2 separate regions of the Homo sapiens genome follow, and region 2 is linked to region 1. A link is a contact called in ENCODE Hi-C or POLR2A ChIA-PET data. All regions are on one chromosome and are shown on one strand. Each heading gives the region's core, a stretch centred on a gene start or an enhancer-like site at or near the end of the contact. The rest is flanking DNA. Distances are from core to core; before and after follow the strand shown.

The links. Hi-C counts contacts between places; a loop is a spot of excess contacts on that map. ChIA-PET counts read pairs that join two places held with the same protein, here RNA polymerase II (POLR2A). Pooled maps may share reads with other maps.
Region 2: a map of CD14-positive monocyte shows a loop between it and region 1 (3-fold over the local background). The contact joins the enhancer-like site here to the promoter of SMAD4 in region 1. A Hi-C loop is called at or near these places in 15 of 168 maps with a recorded cell type or tissue (B cell, CD14-positive monocyte, GM12878 and 10 more) and 3 of 50 pooled maps. POLR2A ChIA-PET finds 5 or more read pairs at or near these places in 5 of 52 experiments (BJ, CD4-positive, alpha-beta T cell, HCT116 and 1 more).

What each region holds. Positions count from the first base shown.
Region 1 is chr18:51,028,806-51,031,505 of GRCh38, reverse strand. SMAD4 (SMAD family member 4) reads right to left here and starts at 1,293. Exons shown (of 12, transcript NM_005359.6): 1 at 883-1,293. LOC107985152 (a long non-coding RNA gene) reads left to right here and starts at 1,412. Exons shown (of 4, transcript XR_007066370.1): 1 at 1,412-1,588. RefSeq lists a silencer at 679-1,258 and enhancers at 1,064-1,682, 1,539-1,708.
Region 2 is chr18:50,805,246-50,807,945 of GRCh38, reverse strand. It overlaps MRO (maestro), which reads left to right. Exons shown (of 8, transcript NM_031939.6): 4 at 1,096-1,242; 5 at 2,610-2,700. Among named protein-coding and RNA genes, the nearest start is that of MRO, 13 kb to the left of the region's middle. Within about 2 kb of position 1,450, at least 4 of the 41 ENCODE cell types and tissues checked have a DNase peak (open chromatin) inside an H3K27ac peak, as active enhancers do; they include CD14-positive monocyte, where a contact is called at or near this core.

The DNA.
Region 1 (2,700 bases), core at 44-2,543:
GCAAAAACTAAATGCATTAAGAAACTAATTGGGAAATAAATGTGTTTTTTTAAATAAAAACAAACGTACTTAGGTTTTTGAAGGGAAACAGCTATCAATCTTCAACAGGGCTTTTTAAAGCCTCTGCACCAGCAAATAAACCTTTCAGGTTAACTAAACACACTTGTGTCTTTGAAAATCTAGTTTGAGAAATCCTAACAGCAGTTTGGGACAAGTGATGGAGCCACCGCCCTCCACCCTACACCAATTTCACTGTCAGTACATGCAGTGCTAACAGTAAGATCAGCTGTGTCTTTTATTAGGAAGCATGTTTTATTGGGGGCAAGGAGGGGTTCAGTTAGGTGCTAAGAATGTGTCCTGCATACCGCTGTCACTCTCAGTACTCAAAAAGTAAACATATCAAAGCCAGAAGCGTAAACTGGCATGACAAGACTAGGAAGAGAAAGTAGGGGACAAAGACAAAACAGAAATTGGCTGGAGAAAATAAATTTAGACAAACAATTTACAACTTTCACTTAGACCCTAAGGCAACACATTCCAGCCGACCCAACGCGCTCAGCCGGGGCGACCGTGAAACTACTGAGAACAACAAAGAGGAGCGGCGGCCGCGGCAGGAGTCCCGTCCGAGTTTAACTTGATTCTCCCACGAGCTGCAAGCGGAGCTGGGGGCCCGAGGGACGCGAGGCACCGCCGCCCGGCATTCAGCCGGCCCGCCCGGCCCGGCTCGTCAGGCCGCCGCGGTCGCCCTCCCAGAGGATTCCGCGCGCTCCCAGCCGCCGCCGCCGCCGCCGCCGTCGTCGGGAGCCCGCCCCGGGGCGGGGAAGCCACAGGCGGGGTGCGCGGGCCCGGCCGGGGGAAGGGGAGGGGACATGGCGCGGTTACCTGGGCTCGGGCGGTGGCGAGGGGAGTCCGCTCTCCCGCGCTGCTGGTCCGCGGACGCACCGGGCCCGTAGCTTTCCCCGGCGGCCCGGAGAGCTCCTCGGCCCCCGCCCCGAGGCGTCCCGGCCAGGCCGCCCCTCCTCAGCGCCGCGCCGCTGCCCGCGCGGGCCGGACCGCCTCGAGCTCCCGGGCCGCCCTGCGGCGGGGGGCCTCTCTCGCTGGGCGCCTGGCTCCCCTCACCCGCTCCCACCCCCTGGGCGGCCGCGGAGCCTAGGGGAGAGCAGGAAGGGCCTCCCGAGGAGAGCGGGAAGGCGCGAACGCAGGCTCCGCCACCCAAACCGCTCCGTTACCGCAGCGGCGACGACGACCAGGGCCGTGTTGTTGCTGCCAACTTGTCGAGAAGCCACTGAGCATGCGCGCGCGGGGACCACATCCGGGTAATTTCAGGGTTTGGCCCTTTTCCCCCGCAGCTTTCCTTTCTCCCGGCTGCCCCCGCCTCCCGCTCCGAGTGACGGGGAGGGTCGCTCTGCGCAGGCGCCTACAGGGCAGCGCCAGCCGGCGGGCGGCTCTGAATCTGGACCTGGGCCTGGGCCTCAGCGCGGGCGGAGGCGAAGGCCTGTTTGAGGGAGTGGTCGCCGGGGAAATTGGCATCTCGTTGCAAAAAAGTATCCAAGGAGCGCGGGAGAGCTCGGCGTAGAGTGGGCGTCCAGTAAGTGTTTATAAATAGCTATTAGCCCGGCCTTTGTTGTTTTTTTGTTTTGTTCTGTGTTGAGGACCTGCGTAGGCACAAAAATTGGCCTTCAACAGCCAGTCGACAGCTCTGGGGAGAAGGTGGCTAGGTTGTAGGAGTTCACTTCGGGAAGAAACAGACGCTGGCGGCACCTTCCTTCTCTTTCTGGCAGCCCCGAATCACGAGCCCCAGAGGTGTTTACACTCGAGAGACGCACAGGACAGTCAAGGAATCACATATTGAAGAGCCTTGCCAGGCGTTGCAAGTGTGAGTGGATTTTGTTGGAAGAGATGTAGGCGCACTCTCGGAGCTGGAGGCGAACTTCGAATCCTACGACACACCTGTTAACTAGGTTACCTGTTTGTTTGGTGGGGGAAGGCATAGGCTCTGCTTTTGACTTTATGCCTCTTTTATTTCACATTTTTTACAAGACGCATGCATTTCTTTTTCATTTAAAACGCATTAATGATTTATTTTCACCAACCAGGAACTACTTTTAGTCCCTCCAAAACCAATGATTAGCCAGTTCTAAAGTCATTTCTTAGGTCACGTCGCCCAGAAAATCTCTACACCCACCGTACGCCTTCGCCACTCATACTCAGTGCTTCATTCTATCCTCCACATCACCGCCTGGGCCATTCCCTCTTTGACCAGAAAGCCCCTAAAGCTCCAAACTGGTGTTCTCTTACCCCTGGGGTTTATGGAGACCAGTTTTAAGGGAATTCATTTCCACATCTTCCATTGCTATATATTCTATTTTCTAAACTTGCCCAGCTTGAGAAAGGAGCTGAGGACACAGCATCCCCTTTCAAAACTGTCCTCCCACCTTACAGAAGAAAGTCAAAATTCTCACCCACTACTAAGGTGCATGGGATCAATGCAGAACCTCCCCAGCAATCCAAAAGGGACAATTCAAAAATCGGTATCTATGCTGAGAAAGTAAATGACCTTAGTGAATGGATATTAAATTATTTTTCAAGTCAGATAGTTTTCAAATCTTTTCTGTCAACAAAACTGAAGGAAGATCTGTCAGCTGATAGATTACAAAACATGATTTGGTAACAGATCAATATGTGAATCTTAGGTAATAT
Region 2 (2,700 bases), core at 201-2,700, 220 kb after region 1:
CCCAGCTAATTTTTTGTATTTTTATAGAGACGGGGTTTCAGGGTTTCGCCATGTTGGCCAGGCTAGTCTCGAACTCCTGACCTCAGGCGATCCGCCTGCCTCGGCCTCCCAAAGTGCTGGGATTACAGGCATGATAGAGTTTAGTTCTTAAAGTACAGGTGTCTGCATCAGACACACAGTGTTCCCCAATTTGCATTATTCATGCATTTCTCTTCCTGTTCTTAACTGCATGCTCAGATGCATGCATTCTGGAGTTGGGACATCCTTTAAGTGCCCTGAAATGTTTGTAGATGTGTACTACATCAGTGCTGAAATGTTTGTAGATGTGTACTAGATCAGTGCTGAAATGTTTGTAGATGTGTACTAGATTAATCCTGAAATGTTTGTAGATGTGTACTAGATTAATCCTGAAATGTTTGTAGATGTGTACTAGATCAGTGCTGAAATGTTTGTAGATGTGTACTAGATGTTTGCAGATATGCTTTGCTAATTGTGTCAAGTGCTATTGAGAGGTTGAGTAAGATGACTACTGAGAACTGACCCTTGGAATTAGTCATTTGGCAGGGTAGGGGTGAGGGGACATTAGCCTGATTGCAGAGGGTTCAAGAGGCAATGGGAGGAGACAAACGGGAGAAAACAAGTATAGATGTCTTTCAAGGCATTTGGCTACAAAGGAGAGCAGAAAAATGGGAAAGAGCTGGAGAAGAAGGGGTAAAGGGAGCTCTTTGAGGAGTAACGGCACACCTTTCCCTGTGAAACAGATCCCTATTCCCACATCACATCAACACTGATCAAGTCCTCTTTTTTTCAACTTCTATCACACCCATAGCTGCTCTAGAGCCTCTCCCCTTAATCTCCTAAACCTACCTCAACACCAGCCTGCACTATCTTTATTGCCCTCTTTCTCCATCAATTTCTTCGTTATGTAGACCAAATGAGTACATTTCCAACAAAACCCAGCCGTCTTTAGTAGGAGAAAGAAGGGGTAAAATTGAGCAGGCAATCACGGGATTTTCTTTAGAGGGAGAGATTGGGGTTGGGATTGGTATGACTCTGAACACTCCCAAATTAATACATTTTTGACCCATCACCCAGGTCTCTTGGAAACTGAGGTTCCAGAAGCGGGAGCCTCTGAAGAATGTGTTTTTCATCTTGGCAGAAAGAGCTCGGGACCCCAGTGCTAAAAAGCGTCACATGGCAATGAGAAACTTGGGAACCATGGCCTATGAAGCCCCTGACAAGGTAGGGAAGGAGAGTGGGGCTCAGCCAGCTCCCCAAGCCTCTCCAACCACCTTGGTGTGGAGACTCCCAGGGCTGGAGTATGGTGTCTGTTGTATTAGTTATCTATCACCCCGGAACAAACCACCGCACACTTAGCAGCTTACAGCAACACGTGTTGATTATCTCGGGTTTTCGCGGGTCAGGAGTCCAGGTGCAGCTCAGCTGGGTCATCTGCTTAGGATCTCACGAGGCTGCAATCAAGCGTCTGCCAGACTGCATTCCTTCCTGAAGCTCAGGGTTCGCTTACATCGTTGTTGGCAGAATTCAGTTACTTCCCATTGTGGGACAGAGGTTTCTGTTTTTTTGCCTGCTGTATGCCGGGGGCCACTTTCGATGCCTACAGGCCACTCTGTCACAGCAGGCAGCTCACTTCCTCCAGGCCAGCAGGAGGGTGTCGCCTCCTCCTGTCTGCTAAGATAGAGTCTTATGGGCTGGGCCGTAGTGGTTCACGCCTGCAGTTCCAGCACTTTGGGAGGCCAAGGCGGGTGGACCACTTGAAGTCAGGAGTTCAAGACTAGCCTGGCCAACATGGTGAAACCCCATTTCTTTTATATTTTTGTAAAAATACAAAAAATTGCCCAGGCATGGTGGCATGTGCCTGCAATCTCAGCTACTCGGGAGGCTGAGGCTTGAGCAGAGATCACACCAGGCACTCCAGCCTGAGCGACAGAGCGAGACTCCATTTCAAAAAAAAAAAAAAAGATAGAGTCTTATGCAATGTAAAGTCATGTCCGTAGGCTGGAAGCGAGTCACAGGTTCCTTCTGCACTCAAGGGGAGGAGACTCATTCAGGGTGTCACTCATTCAGGGTCATCTTAGGCTCATGACACCTCAGCAATATCAGCTGTGAGAGACAGAGCTGCAGGAAGGATAAACTCACAGCTGTTACCCTTCCTGGTGAATTTAAGTGATTTTTTTTTCTAGTAATTTAATGTTTGTTTCATAAAAGATGTTTTTCCCACCTCCTCCTTTACCATCCGCCAACTTCAGTGTCCATTTTGTCTCCTCCCCACTATAAAGGTACCTAGTTCTCCCCAGGCCCTGAGATCACCCAGGTCTGCTGCCCTATTTGAAGAGCCCCACTGAGCCTCACCCACCCACATGCCACACTCCAGATTGCTCTTTCTGTTTTCCTTCCTAGGCTGAGTTGGGCTCTTGGGTTGGGTTAATGGAAGCATTTGTATTTTAATGAGAGTTGTGCAGATCTTGAAAAAAGCCCTGGTGTGTTAGTTCAAGTCCTAGGTTATTAGTAGCTTAGATGTGGGGTTGCTTTTCAACCTATGGGGAGCAGTTCCTGTGCTATTACTGCTTTTCAAACCTTGGTGACAGGTGAGAAAGTATAAGAAAATTGTCCTCGACCTGCTGGTGTATGGACTGTATGACCCTGTGAATTTGGAAGTCATCCATGAGAGTATGAAGA